Linked DNA regions of Homo sapiens: region 1 is linked to region 2. A link is an interaction called in ENCODE POLR2A ChIA-PET data of the cell type or tissue named here. Cell type or tissue: GM12878. All regions are shown on one strand.

Region 1 (8,000 bases), 120 kb after region 2:
TGTAGTGAGTTAACATTTGAAAAAATAATCAGAATGCTTAGACATATAACCAAATTTTTCTTCAGCAGACACATTTAAAAGTATCCCTCTCTAAAATTTTGAGCCAAAGAGAAAAATTTTGGCCTATGGGTTTTTATCTAAAAAAATAGTTGTGCTGTTATTTGTATCTAACAGTTTTTAATAAATCCAACGCAACAGAATTTTAAGTGGCTATTATTGATGTGTCAAAGATAAATAGTAAGATTTTTTTAGATCAAAGAAGTTTAAAATCTTTTGGGTGTATAAGACAAATATGCCAAAAATAATAATTTTTGATTTTTTTTTTTGTTTGGCCAGCAGTGTCTTTCTCCTCCAGCTTATTTCCTCAACAACCTCAGAGAATGGGGCAGAGACATAGTATATCAGTTAGCTATTGCTGCATAACAAATGACCCCACAACTCAGTAATTGAACCTGACAATAATTTCTTCCCAATCATGTGTTTGCAAATCAACCGGGAATCTGCTGTACTTGGCTGAGGAGTTCTGATTCAAGCCTAGAGTCCAGTTGCATTTGACTTTTTGATATAGGTTGTGCTCAGCTGTGCTTCATCTATATTCATTCTACAGCACAGAATAAATGGCATCACCTATCCAATTGCAATTGCAGAGGCATAAGAGTGCAAGTGAAAATATAACACATGAGGCTCTTGAAAGCCTAGGTTGAGCACAGTCAGCTCTCAGTTCTGCCCACAGGCCATTGCCCAAAACAAATCAAATGGCCAGATCCCAAGTTAAGAGGCAAGGAAGTACACTTCACTGCTAGAGTGTGAAAGACTGCACTGTTACCTGGCAAAGCATAGAGATTCAAAAAAAGGATGAAGAAATGGGGCCAGGAACTCATTCTACCACATTAAAGTAGGTTGAGAGTTATGTGCAGGACACAAAAGTACACTAGATCTAATTTTTAAGAATTTTTCACCATATGGGTCAATAGGAAAGAAAGAAGGAAATGGTAAGGAAATATCAAATTGTGAATTTCTCCAGGAGGCATATATTCTAATACACCTTTCAGAATTTTGCAAGAATCTCTTGTTCAGTTGTAAGCACCACTGGATAGTATTTTGAACACTTCAAAATAAACTGTTTCAGTGAAGCTGAAATGTACTAATTTTGAATACTTAGCCATCTGGAGCATTAGATGCTTAATTACAGCTGAAAACTCATGAATGAACAGTGTGAGGCAGTTTTTCTTTCCAGTGGATCCCAACTGTGTTTGTCTTCATTCTCAGGAGAGGAAAAAAGGGGAAATATGCCAGTGGTTATATTATGCCGTTTCTTGGGCTTTTTCTTTTCTTCTCTTTTTATGTATGCCTGTCTTAAAAATATCATCAAGCCATACCAAGATCTTGTACCTTTTCATAATACATCAGCTACAAATGCATCTGTCTGTTATGTGAAGTAATAATGGTCATTGAAGATTGTTTTATTATGTCAACCAATAAACTCAGTTTCTCATTTAAACTCAATTTCCTCAAAGCTTGCATGTTTTATATATTTTTGGAGCACATTTCTCCCTATTTGATGTATTCAAAACTCTTAACTAACTACAATTATAAAAAGAAAAGAATCGATGGTTCTATTTTCATTGTGAGAAACACAATTCGCTTAGAATAATTGAGCTAAGAAATTAAGAACTTAAGTACGGACTTTACTAATCTCCTTTCTCCATTTCCTCCTGAACATATTAAAGGTCAGTAAAAGCCAACTCTGCAAACACTATGTAAGGCACTTAAGGTACCTTCAGCCTTGGCCAGGTAGTTCAGAACTTGCAGATGTAGTTTAAGGCTCTTCTTTGCTATCAAAGTGCTTGTAGTTTGTTTGAGAGGCAAAGTAGTGGTATGAAATAGTCAACTGCAAATCTAGCACTATATTATATGCTACATTTCTTGGTATTAGAGGGAACCTCTCTTTCTCCACCCTGTGTTAATTAGCTCTGTCCTCACCTTCTTCATCTCTCAGTACACCCGCTTATATCCTTCAGAGCACTTATCACAGTTTCTGGTTCTATATTTGCATATGTGTTTATTGCCTGTAGGCCCCATTAGGTTGTAAGCTCTAATGGCAGGTGCCTTGTCCAATTTATCCACTGATAGATACCCTGTGCTTCACATGGGGGTTAGCCTTTGTACATTCTGTTGAACGGATGACTGAATGAATGAGTGGAAGGAAGGAAGGAAGGAAGAAAAGAAAGAAAGAAAGAAAGAAAGAAAGAAAGAAAGAAAGAAAGAAAGAAAAGAAAGAAAGAAAGAAAGGTCTCTGTTGAAGTAAAATAATTTAGAGGACTTTAATTTGAGATTTAGTTTGCTAGAATGAAGACCCATACTTGAGGATTTGTTGCTGTTGTTCTGGGGATATGATGTGTTAGATGGAAGAAGAAAGGGCAGTCAGGTAAGCAGATATGATAAAAATGCGTGTGCCCATCCTACTCTTCTGCCACCCAGCATGTTTGGGAGCTGGGCCAGCTCTAATGACACAATTCTCTACCTTAAGGAACAGAGGGAGAGAGAGAGAGAGAGAGAGACTGACTGTGTCCACTCTGGTCTCAGAATTCTGATTCTGAAAGGTAGCTCTTGGTCAGTCGTGTGTGGTAATAATAGGAGAACCTCATTCGTGAGCATGTAATTTTATCAGCAGGTACTGTTTACAAAGCACTGTCAATATGCCATGTCCTGTGGTTAAGTGCTTACACAGTGTAATCTCTGATTGTGAACAACAGCCCTAAGTGGTAGTTATTACTACTGAGCCCATTTTACATCAAGGTGACTAAGGATCAGGAGAAGACAAGTGGCAGTGAAGTGTCTTGGCTGAGATTTGAAGTCAGTTCTGTCTAACTGGAGTTCATGCTCAGAGCCCATGCTTCTCTCAAGGAAAAAAGAAGGAAAAGAAAACTATAATCCATTTTTTCTTCTGGTAGACTTAATTTGAATACCTTTCCTTCTTGTGCATGAAAACAACCTCAAGACAGTTACTTAATCATTTAATCAATCCATGGTTACTGAACTTCTAGGTCTTTGGGATACAAAGATTCACTCATTCACTTAGCCAACAAATGGTTTGTGAGCACCATTGTGTCCTAAGTACCAATCTAGGAACTTACAGTTTATCCACAAATAACAGCCAAAGATCCTGCTCTTAGGAAGCTTATGTTCTAGATAAGGAAACAAACCATAACCAATAAACAGACTAATAAGTGAATCATAGCGTGTTTTAAAAGATATTAGCTAAGATTGCCAGGCTTGATGGCTCATGCCTGTAATCCCAGCACTTTGGTAGGATGAGGTGTGAAGATCACCTGAGGTCAGGAGTTAAAGGCCAGCCTGGACAACATGGTGAAACCCTGTTTTTACTAAAAATATTTTAAAAAATTAGTCGGGCATGGTGGTGCTTGCCTGTAGTCCCAGCTACATGGGAGCCTGAGGCAGGAGAATCACTTAAACCCTGGAGATGGAGGTTGCAGTGAGCCAAGATTGTGCTACTGCACTCCAGCCTGGGTGACAGAGCGAGACTCCGCCTCAAAAAAAAAAAAAAAAAAAAAAAGAAAAGAAAGAAAGAAAGAAAGAAAGAAAGAAAACCAAAAAAACCCAAAAATAAGAGGTATTAGCCAAGATCGAAAATAGAAAATGTTATAGGGACTGGCAAGAAGGTCAGGGAAGGTGGAAGTCTAGGTTGCAAATTTAAAGAGAGATTTCAGGAGAGGTCTCAGCAAGAAGCTGATGTTTGAGCAAAGTGAACCATGAGATCTCTGGGGGAGGAATGGGCCAGGCGGAGGAAACAGCTGCTGCAAAGCCTTTAATGTGGAGTACGGACATCTTGTAGTAAGGTTAAGTCACTGCTTTCCAGGAGCTGACACTCAGGGAGAAAGAGGTAAACAAACGAACAAAGTAATTATAAATAATTATAGTTGAGGGTAGTAAGTCTTAAAGAGAAGGTGTGTGCCTAGTGTTATGAGAGCTCAGAAGTGGAGGGACTGACTGCCTGGGGGCATTTGGCAGGGCCTTGCTGAGGAGATGATAATGTCATTTTTTGCTAAAATAGACGAAGTTTTTCAGATTGGCCGAGGGAGGATTGACAGAGACGTAAAAGAAGCTCGATGGAGCATCGCGTGCTCAGTAAGCAAGAAGTTGCCTTGCCTGAAGCCAGAAGTTGAATGGACAAGAGATTGATAGGTTGGAAATGGAGATTAAGGTCAGATTGTACAGAGCCTCGCTTACTGCTAGAAGAAAATTTAATGTCTTGAAAATGATATGGAGGCTCTAAGAAATTAAACCACAGTTGGGGGAGGCATTTACGTAAATAAGAAAATTGGGGTTTAGAGAGGTTAAGAAACTTCTTGGGCCACAGAACTACTAAGTGGTGGAGCCAGGATTTAAGTCCAAGCTTGTTTGACCTGAGAACCCTGTGATAACAGAAGAATTCCCCCTGCTGAATTCCCCGTTAGTTATTGCAGAACAGAGAACTTTGTGAAGCCAGGTGCTTTTCTTGTAAGGGGAGCCTGGTCAGAAGTTGCCTTGCTTTTGGGAAGTCCAGAATCCACTCTGCCTAGAACTCTACTTTTTCAGAAAGTCAAGAATTCCTGTCATCAGTTATTTTACCAATGCTTACATCAAAGTCATCACAAAATTTTCTCCTTTTTAATAGCTGAGTACGCGGTAACACAGATATATTAAGTAACTTCATTGAATTCAACCAGCAAGTCACTCTCAGACCTGAATGAGAAGGAGACTAAGCAAGCTGAAATGAAAATACAACATAAATGTATCCAGTCAGCAGGAATATGTTAGGCCCTATTTTTAGGAGTTAGAGCTACATATAAAAACAATTATGCTGAACAAACTTAAATTTGATGTTTAAACTCAAAGGGGCATTGAAATTAGATGAATAAATATTATATCCATGGTACAGTATAATCACAGATGGTTTTCTTTCTGTTTTCTGGAAAGATAAATGTAGAAGCTACGGCTATAACACTTTGCTTTGCAGGCATATATTTATGTCATGACTATTATAGAAAGGTAATATGTTACCCTGAACTTTGTGTCTTTTTGATTTGTTAATGTAAGTATGAATGTACATAAATCTAAAATAAGGCCTGCAATAATATCCCCATTGTTTTTCTTTTTCTTGTTATTTTCTTCGTGCATGGCTGTGGGTGTATATGTGTATGTATGTTCTAGGGAATGATTTAAAAAGTACCAAATGATCAGAATATACTTTTTTTAATTTGAGAAGATGATCACATTTTGGTATAGTTGTGGTAGATTCATGGGGTATCATGAATCTAAATAACAACATATTATTTAGGACAGGTAAAAATAGGTTTCTTGTCCAGGCATGGTGGCTCACGCCTGTAATCCCAGCACTTTGGGAGGCTGAGGTGTGCGGATCACCTGAGGCCAGGAGTTCAAGACCAGCCTGGCCAACACAATGAAACTCAGTCTCTACTAAAAATACAAAAATTAGCTGGGCGTTGTGGCAGGCACCTGTAATCCCAGCTACTCAGAAGGCTGAGGCAGGAGAATTGCTTGAACCTGGGAGGCAGAGGTTGCAGTGAGCCGTGATCGCACCACTGCATTCCAGCCTGGGCAACAGAGGGAGGCTGTGTCTCAAAATAAAATAGATTTCTCAAATTCAGTCACTTAAATAACAAAAATGTTTATCTCTTTCTCATACAAGGTTCGGGTTGAGAATTCAGTTCTAGTGAAGCTCTTCACTACACAGCGATTGAGAAATCAAGGCTGTTGGCTGCTTGGACATCTTTAATGTGCGGCTTCCAGGTAGGTCATTCTGAGTGTTGCCATCACAGTCAACCTAAACTGGGAAAGAGAATGGAGGAGTGCACGTGCAAATCATTTATGGTCCAGATTTGGAGGTGGTACACATCACCTCTGCTAACATGTCAAAGGAGAGAGCTCAATCATATGCCACGCCTAACTGCTATGTAGTTTTGGGCCAGAAGAAGGGGAATATGTATTTTGGTGGACAGCTAACTGACTTAACTGCTAACACCCCTTTATGGCTTTATTTGCTGATGGAGAATGATTCCAGAAGAAAAAAGCATCCTACCTTTACTTACCACAGATTCTGTCCACTAAATAATCATATTCATGAAACCTCAAATCCCCAAATTCAGTATCAACTCTCTTGACTTGAATTTCTCACTTATTACCTTTCCCATGCTTTAAGTCAATTTAAAGGACATTTTTTATTGATACAGTTGATTCACATTCAAGCTGATACTAACTGGCAATTATCAACCAGTGACTCTAACTTTAGCAGGGATCATAAACACCTGGTGTAATGTGCAAATTCTACACCCTAACCCCACAAAGTTTCAGATTTAGTATGTCTAGAATAGAACCTGGTATTTATTTGTTTTTTTTTTTGTTTTTTTGTTTTTTTGTTTTTTTTTTAGACAGAGTCTGTCTCTGTCACTCAGGCTGGAGTGCAGTGGCCTGAACACAGCTTACTGCACCCTACCTCATCCTCCTGAGCTTAAGCAATCCTTCCACCTAGCTGAGACCACAAGTGTGCACCAACACACCTGGCTAATTTTTTTTTTTTTTTTTTCAGTAGAGATGAGGTTTCTCCATGTTGCCCAAGTTGTTCTAGAACTCCTGGCCTCCCAAAGTGCTGGGATTACAGGCATAAGCCACTGCACCCGACCCTGATATTTTCATTTCTAACAAATTTCACATGATACTGATTCTGCTGATCTGGGACCACACTTTGAGAATAACTACCCTAGACTTTTGCAATGATGCCTGAATTTTTCTCTGCTTACACTTTTGCCTACCTCCTTACAGCAAAACCATCCTTCCTTGAACCCAAGAGGACTTAAAGATATCTGCTCACCTTCTGTAAGGCAAACTGAAACTTCTATTTGAGCTGGTGTTTTTGCTAAAATTGTGCTCTCCAATCATATTTAATTGGACAAGTAACTGTGATTTGATTTATTGCAGATCTGAAGGACCACTCTTGCCCTCCCACTATCCAAGACTTCTTTTTAGCGTAGGTTTTCTTGTCATACACTCCAAATTTGGATTTGCTCGTCTAAACCTCTGGCTCACATATGATATTTAAAGAGTCTTACTCAAAGCCTTCAAAGTGCTCCCTTCACTTCTCTAGCAAGTGGCATCACTCAGAAAGTTGTATTTTTGTATCAAATGTCTAGCTTGTCTGGGACTTTTAAACAATGTTTAAGAACTAGCAACCTTTGCTAGTTTTGTTGAATACCTACCATTCTTTATGTATCCCAAAGATACATATACTTTGCTACAAAGATACATTACTTCTTTATGTATCTTTGGGATACATAAAAAATGGTAGGCACACTATTTTTTTTAATGGCTCCACATCTTGATCTTTGTTCATTATTCAAAATTACATGCTTATTATTGGGCATTGCAGGCTGCCTCTATAACCCAACATTTATCACATATTTAAAAATTTGGTTCTTTTTTTTTGCTTCCAAAATAGTTATCTCAGGCAAACAGGAATCCATGAGAACTACAGTCATATCTTTTGACCCAATTTGTCTGCTGACTTCTCTTGGTGATTCAGTGTAAAACACTACAGGTGCTAATCTGCCTGGGGCAGGAAAGTACAAAACAGATTTGATACAACAGTTTCAAGGCTTACAGGTAATTAACTCAGCATGATTTAGCTGGATTTGTACCAAGCATTTGTTTGCCCATGCTGAGAAAACTAATACTTTGTCTCTTTCATCAGTGGATCTCAAAACAGTTTGCAAACATTAATTAATGCTTATCACACATCTCGTCATCCCCATTTCCAGATGAGGAAACTGAGCAGTAGAAGCTAGAAAGTGATTTGCCTGCAGTCTTGCAGCTGGGCCCAGTGGAGTGCAGAGTAGAACACGGTTTTTGGTTTTTTGACCTTGGGGTCATACTTCTTCTTGTTGACGGAAGAGCTGACACCATACTCTTAAATAGGGACAACC
Region 2 (8,000 bases):
CATGTGGATCACCTGAGGTCAGGGGTTCAAGACCAGCCTGGCCAACATGGTGGAACCCTGTCTCTACTAAAAATACAAAAATTAGCCAGGTGGGGTGGCAGGCGCCTGGAATCCCAGCTACCTGGGAGGCTGAGGCAGGAGAATTGCTGAATCTGGGAGGTGGAGGTTGCGGTGAGCTGAGATCGTGCCACTGCAATCCAGCCTGGGTGACAGAATGAGACTCCGTTTCAAAAAAAAAAGAAATAAAAAAGAAAAGAAAATGATCGACTTTATAAGCTTAGTAAATAGAGGCTCAGGGCACAGAACAATTCTCCTTTGCTGATGGATCCAGTGCCTGGGAGCCAGTCCCCCACCAGGCTTGCGTTCCAGCGTCCTCAGCTATGCGTCCCTCCGGAGGCTGAGTCAGGACTGGGAAGTCTCTTATTGGCACAAAGGAAGCCATGCTGAGAAGCTCCGCTGGCTGAGTAATTGTGCTTCCCTCTGCCTCTCTCACCCATGCTGCAAGAGCCTAATGAGCAGCCTGGCTGGAGGACCCCCCTAGAAGCCACCTGCCCTGCTGTCTCAAGATTAATGGAATCAAGTGAGGCAGCAAAAATGCCATGACAGAACCTTATGCTGCCAATCCTCTCGGTGTTATTTAACTAAAGAAACCGTAAACAAAAACGAAGAAGAAGAAAACAGCTGGTGGTATAATCCTGCTCTATTCTTCATGAGAAAGAGAAAGGGGAAGAGAGTTCTGATTTTCATATCTGAGAGGTTTCTCTTGGCTGAAACTTCTAGGGAAGCTTCTACATATGCATAGTTGTAACTCCAACTTTATTGTGAAATGTTAGAGCTGGGATTCAGCTGTAGCCCCTCCCTCTCGAAGGTGGCCTTTTGTGACCTCCAGAGCTCTACTTCAAACAACTCAATTTCAGGGATTTCATAGCTCTTTATAAACCAAGCAGTGAGTAGTAGCACATTCTATTCCTCCTGATTCAAGAGAAGAGAAATCAAGGCACTGAATAAACACAGGCCGTTTGGTGTGGTCAGGGCCTAAAAGTACAGAAGCAGAGTCTGACATTTGAGTTATATCCATTGGCAAACAATACTCACTATTTCTTGACAAATTTCAGGTTTTGCTCTTGAGAGAGGAACTGTAGTTGGCGACTTTGTTTGTTCAAAGACATGGAATCAGGCACTCAAAAGTGCCCTCGATAATGCTGGAGTTTGCAAGAGAGGACACAAAATGGAAAAGTCAAGAATGTTAATGGCTAAGGCAGATGAACAGGTTATTCACTTTCTTTTTGAACTCTGTGCCTACCCACCTTCTGGGGATTATATTCTCCATCCTGAGAAAGCAAATTGGCCATGCTTTATAGCCCAAATACTGGCTGGCAGTCTCATTTGAGGAATTTGTTTGTCTTGCTGTCAAGCTTGCGTTCTGAGCTAAATAGGCCAGAAAGGGTGAAGAATACTGTAGAAACACAGGCTAAACCCAGGGTGAAATTATTACAATGTAAAATATCCCTTTTAAGAAAGGGGCAAATTCTAAAAATTCTGTTCTGGATTTCTGGAATTACAGATCAATGATAAAGGGTGACTGATTCATGATGTGACAAGTTAGCACCCAGCTTCTCCCAATAAATGCCATCCAGACCTTCTTTTTGTGGCGGGGGGTGGGGGGGGGGAAGGCTTTTTCCCCCTTCATACATAATACTTACAATAAAATTATTTAGACATTCAAATACCAGAACTTTTGTGGCTTAATACCAACTGCTTTTTTTAGTTAATAAAAACTATCATTTACAGAATATTTACTATGTGCCAGGAATTACACTGAATTAGGACTTTACATAAATGATCGAATTGAATCTTCATAATCCTATGAAAAAGTAATATCTGTCAGGCCTCTGAGCCCAAGCCAAGCCATCGCATCCCTTGTGACTTGCACGTATACATCCAGATGGCCTAAAGTAACTGAAGATCCACAAAAGAAGTAAAAACAGCCTTAACTGATGACATCCCACCATTGTGATTTGTTCCTGCCCTACCCTAACTGATCAATGTACTTTGTAATCTCCCCCACCCTTAAGAAGGTACTTTGTAATCTCCCCCACCCTTAAGAAGGTTCTTTGTAATTCTCCCCACCCTTGAGAATGTACTTTGTGAGATCCACCCCTGTCCACAAAACATTGCTCTTAACTTCACCGCCCATCCCAAAACCTGTAAGAACTAATGATAATCCATCTCCCTTCGCTGACTCTCTTTTCGGACTCAGCCCACCTGCACCCAGGTGAAATAAACAGCTTTATTGCTCACACAAAGCCTGTTTGGTGGTCTCCTCACATGGACGCGCATGAAACTATCCCTGTTTTACAGATGAGAAAACCGAAGCACGAAGAGGATTAGTAATGTGGCTAAAATGGTGCAGCCAAAGTGTGGCAGAGCTAGGACCCAAACCTAGGGATCTGAGCCAAAGGCTCAGGTTTTGACCTCTTAGCGCCTTAAGGCTCACTGATTGAAGTGTGAACTCTGCAGTGAGTTTCTGTTATTCCATACCTCACTCTGTCTCTGGGCTCCAACTCTACTTCTTTTATTCAGAATTTTAGGTTCTTTATTTAGGAGCCTGTAGAGTTCAGGCAACTTGAATCTGAGCATGTCTTCCTTGCAGTGAGAATTCCCCAGTTCCCACATACCAGGAGCACAAACCTGACTTTGTACTTCCTGTGCCTTCTACATGTCTTTGTTTCCGTTCAGGCCAGCACCAATTAACTGGATTAATTAAGCATAATACAAACTAGACGAGCTGAAGCTCAAAGTAAATTAATGAAGAGCCTATTCTATCAATCTAGGCAAATATTGGAAAAGTACTTATGGGCCTTGTTCTCTCAAATGAGGACTGAGGTCTGGGTGCTAAACAAAGCTCAGGTCCCATAAAATCCCTAGGTGTAACTTTTCCCATTAGTATTCTCACTGATTTAGAATGGTTGTTATTCCAGCCTCACCCCCACCTCTTCTCTCCAGCCCTTAGCAATTTATTTTCCTTTTTAAAGATTTTCTTTTTAACAATCTCCACACTGGCTTTTACCACCAAATGAAAGGAAACTTTTTTCTTGGAACTTTGTTGCTTTTTCAAAATATAGCCCTGAAAGTCTGATACTCGAATCTTATGTTTCTAGTATATTAACTAGATCCTTCCTATGCCATAATTGTGGCCAGGTGCCTGGATTGGGAAGAGGACTGAGAAAGGCACTTACCTATAAGGTTAAGATTACAGGCCCATCAACAGGGTAGTGGCTAAACAAACTGTAGTTTTATATGATAAATATAATAGCATAGTTAAAAATGAGACATAAAGTAAGTTCTAACATGGTGCAGCAAAAATACACAGTGTATTTTTTTACTTCATTTATGTAAGGGGCAATCACCAAGCAATACCATATATATATCTTTTCCCTGTGGGTACACACACATGGGTGTACGTGAATATAACAACATTTGAAAGATGCATTCAAATCCATACCGATACCCCCAGGAGGAAGAGAACATGAAGCTACTAAGAATGTGCAAGAATAAGCAAAACAGAATTTAAGCCTTATACATGTTGTTTTAATGTGAAAAGGAAAATGTATTCATGTATTTCTTATATCATTAAAAAAATAATTTTAAAAAAGGTAAAATAACTTCAGCTTTAGAGAAGGTCACTGCAGCCCCCAAATAGGATACTTCTACTTATTTCTTGGTACATCATAAAATCCCTTACAGCCTTTATATAATTAAAATCAGAATCCAAATGTAAGTGTCTCTAGACTACGTGACAAGGAGAGCTCACCTCCTGGTAGAATGTAAATGAGTGACAGTGTTTCCTTGAGATGAAGTTTTGTTTGGGAGATGTTAGGGCTGCAGGCTCAGAGCTGAGGAAGCCTCAGTTTTGCTGGGGATGTGATACTCTTAGCTAGTTTTGTAAGTTCACCTGGGGATTGCCCTAGTTAAGGGCTCAATCTCTGAGGGGAATTTTTTTTAGTTTTAGAATTTTTTTTTTTTTTTTAAACAGAGTCTTGCTCTGTTGCCCAGGCTGGAGTGCAATGGTGTGATCTCGGCTCACCGCAACCTCCGCCTCCCCGGTTCAAGTGATTCTCCTGCCTCAGTTTCCCGAGTAGCTGGGATTACAGGTGCCTTCACCACGCCTGGCTAATTTTTGTGTTTTTATTAGAGACAGGGTTTCACCATGCTGGCCAGGCTGGTCTCGAACTCCCGACCTCAGGTGATCTGCCCGCCTCGGCCTCCCTAAGTGCTGGGATTACAGGCGTGAGCCACCGCGCCCGGCCCAGTTTTAAATTTTTTTTTTGGCTGGCATCTACATCCAGCACCCTGTCCACACAGCTTACCTCTGTGGTAAGTTTTTAGAGTACAGACAGTTCAGACACTTCTTGGGAAGCCAAAGCAAAACAAAACATCAAGCCAAGAAACAACCCCACTGCAGCGGTGAGAATATGTCTCATTATTGACTTTAACAATTTGTGAATTCTTAGGACCAAGAACATAAGTCATTGCAGTTGAAAATCGAAACCTGCTGTGGCTTGCATTTAGCACCCAGGCTGCCAAAGGACCAGGCCTGTGGGGATTCCCTGTGAAAATGATGTGGCCTGAAGCACGTAGCTCCGCGTGCTCCCTGCTCCGTGTGCTTAAGTGCCTCTGGGCTGGGCTGGCCTGCCGTGGCCATACCACCTGTAGGGGATTTTCTTACGAAATCTAAGCTGTGGGAAATGGGAAATTGCGTAAAAATCTGGGTTGGGTGATTTAAAAAAAAAGCAGGGGCTGGGCATAGGCAGTAATATAAGGCAAGATGGCTAAGGAAGAAGGTGGGCAGCGGAGCCGGTGAAGGAAGCCGCAGGCGCGGATGGAGGCGAAGAGATCAGGAGCAGTAAAGGAACACTCTCTTCCCCAGTCAGCTGGGATACGGATTTTGTAAGGCCTAGGGACTTTGTCTTTGGAGGTCCTGTCTCCATAAGGTAACATTAAAAATGAAAGTTTACGAGTGTGCTGCTATAAAGACAAACTTATGATGTTCTATATTAAAATACACCTAAGAATTCTTTTTTATTTTCTGCTAATCTTAAAGAAATTAGAAGATTTTTGTGGAGCTCCCCTTTTCTGCAAAGGATCGTGGGTCCTAGGCACTATCGTACTGCATCTAATGGAGAAGTCACCCTTGTCCCCAAAAGAATGGCATCTTGTTTGTTTCCTCCTATAAATAAATTTATCCCTGATTTCCAAGAACTCATAACCTAGATCATCTCTGATTTCACATTTCCTGCTGCTCTTATAGCTGCCCCCTGCTCAGGAAGATAAATAAATAAATAAATAAGACATAGGACAATTTCTAAATCAGAGTTTAATGGTCTTTGAATCTTAAAGGATTTATCAAGATAAGGTAGGAAATCAACTACCTTTTATGAGTAACTGCTATGTGCTGGTGTCATTTAATTTACGTAAGTTCCTATGAGTTAGAAATTGTCTCTCTTTTAAAGGGCCTTTCACAAAGGACCTAGGTATGTTGGTAACATGCTTGAAGTCATTCAACCAGAGAGGGTTAGAGCTGAGTCTGGAGCTCAGCCTGTCTGTCACCTCTGCTACACTTGCTGCTCCCTTTGCTTAGAACATTCTCCCCTGTTCCCCCCCTCCCCACCCCGCACCCCTACTTCCTTGTTATGACTGTGGCTGACATAAATAAATAAGACACAGGTCCATTTTAAAATCAGTTTAATGGCGTTTGAATTTCGAAGTGTTTATAAAGATAAGATAGAAAATCAGGGCTTTCCTTCAAGGCTGTTTGTGGCAAGCACCCTCAGATGGCAACCACTAGGTCATTCTCCATCATATCACACCACAGTGGTGCCCAACATTGCCTTTACAGCCATCTGGCATTCCTTGTTTATTTCTCTCTTATCTATGTGTTTATACTGTGTTTCAGTTTGTCTGTTTCTCCCCATTTCTAACCCCAGACTCAAGTGTATGGACCCCATGACAGCAAGGGTCTTTCCTTCCTGCTTTACTGCATGCCTGGCACACAGCCCGTGTTCAATAAGCATTTGTTGACTGAATGACTCAGAATCCAAAGCCTGTATGCACTGTAGGGGAAGAAAAATATATTTTTCTCATCCATCACTAGGTTCATGGATGAGGCCCCTGTAACAAAAGATAAATTAATGAGTGGAAAACATATACACACTTAGTTATTGGAAGTTTAACATGACACAGGAGTCTTTAAAGGAAATGAAGGCCTGAAGAAATGAGAAAGCTGGTGTATTTTTATGGTAGATTTTTGATGAAGAAGTGGATAGTTATGAAGAAGTATGATTGGGTAAAAAAAAAGTATGATTTAATGGTAATAAACTGTGTGTGGGAGGGTACTTAGCATGGACTGTTTGTTCAGATTCTTCTCTGTGACCCTTTTTCTTCAGAAATAAGGATGTTCTTTCCTACCAGTATTGGGAGGGCACAGTTCACATGAGGGTCTTGTGATCTCCTTCAGAGGAGGGTCAGAAAATTCTTCCTAGGTTTTAGGACCTGCTTTAGGGGAGAAGAGCAGGAGAAGGCGAGGGTGACCTTCCTGCTTCTGCTGTTTTCTCAAATGCCAAGGTGCCGTACTTTGGGGCAGCTTGTCCTGAACTCCATCAGCACATTAGCACATTATTACCACTGTGCACTGCTTCTCTGGATGGCTTGCTTTCTTTCTTCTTCTTTTTTTTTAATTTAAATTTTCTTTACTTAAAACGCAGCCAATTTTAAATTGAGATAATGTGACTCAATGAACAGGAAGCACAGGCTCAAAGTTCACAAGCTACATGAATTTGAAGAAATTGCTTAACCTCCTTATGGTTCGATTTCTTAAAATAAAACAAGGATGACAGAACAATGCCTCCCAGTCTAAATATAAGAGATAATAGAAAAACAAAACGTACCCTTATGGTGTACAAATAATAACATTAATCGAGGTTAACACAGCACAGTCAGTGTTGCTGTCATGGAATACTACAGGAGATTGCTCACCACCAGCATTATTACATAAGAAGTATTACAGTAAGCAGTGAGCTCAGAGATTGTCTATTACGAGATACTTTTTGGAGAGAGCATTGAAAAGGCAGATAGAAACAATGACTCAGCCAGTATTACTCATCTCTGAAGCAAAGAGCTGTGGGCTCCCGGTGTTGGGTTTGCATCCAGTGTTGACATCACTAAATGCTGCAGGAGGACTCCTGTGGTCTGAGTCCTGTTCATTTAGGAGATAAGACTCTCCAAAGAACTGGGTAATTTGCTGCGAGGACAAAAAAACCAAACACCGCATGTTCTCACTCATAGGTGGGAGTTGAACAATGAGAACACTTGGACAGAGGAGGGGAACATCACACACCGGGGCCGTTGTGGGGTCGGGGGAGTGGGGAGGGATAGCATTAGGAGATATACCTAATGTAAATGAGAAGTTAATGGGTGCAGCACACCAACATGGCACATGTATACATATGTAACAAACCTGCACGTTGTGCACATGTACCCTAGAACTTGAAGTATATATAAAAAAAAAAGAATTGGGTAATATGGGGGGCTTCTCTAGTTCTGCTGTATAACTTAACCAAGTCTGATAGCCAGACACCAGAATTTGTACTACAAAATTTTTTTCGGTGCCAAAAGGATGATATGAGAACAAGAGTCTAGGCTGACACTTCTGTCCACAGGCTTTTTCTTTAAAGTTGGAACTCTTTTGGCCAGGGCCAGTGGCTCATGCCTGTAATCCCAGCAGTTTGGGAGGCTGAGGCGGGTGGATCACAAGGTCAGGAGTTTGAGACCAGCCTGGCCAATATGGTGAAACCCTGTCTCTACTAAAAATACAAAAAAAAAAAAAAAAAAAAAAAAAAAAAAATTAGCTGGGCGTGGCCGGGGGCAGTGGCTCACACCTGTAATTCCAGCACTTTGGGAGGCCAAGGTGGGCGGATCACCTGAGGTCGGGAGTTCGAAAC

The links. Peaks named below come from ENCODE experiments on the same cell type or tissue, not always from the same donor. Only the 100,000 strongest peaks of a DNase experiment are listed, where the experiment ranks them.
Region 1: POLR2A ChIA-PET joins it to region 2 with 12 read pairs; 2 of 35 experiments call an interaction of 5 or more read pairs at or near these places.

Annotation. Positions count from the first base shown.
Region 1 is chr5:116,879,613-116,887,612 of GRCh38, forward strand. No RefSeq gene overlaps it. Among named protein-coding and RNA genes, the nearest start is that of LINC02214, 120 kb to the left of the region's middle. In GM12878, no CTCF peak of the experiment used is centred here; DNase peaks (open chromatin) are centred at 719, 4,499 and 6,349; H3K27ac peaks cover 868 bases.
Region 2 is chr5:116,759,588-116,767,587 of GRCh38, forward strand. It overlaps LINC02214 (long intergenic non-protein coding RNA 2214), which reads right to left and starts at 2,622. Exons shown (of 4, transcript NR_104678.1): 1 at 2,542-2,622; 2 at 1,308-1,428; 3 at 1,096-1,202. LOC105379133 (a long non-coding RNA gene) reads left to right here and starts at 4,847. Exons shown (of 4, transcript XR_948689.3): 1 at 4,847-4,994. RefSeq lists enhancers at 4,359-4,408, 4,419-4,578, 4,689-4,978. In GM12878, no CTCF peak of the experiment used is centred here; DNase peaks (open chromatin) are centred at 3,884, 4,584, 5,564 and 7,134; H3K4me3 peaks cover 3,347 bases; H3K27ac peaks cover 3,795 bases.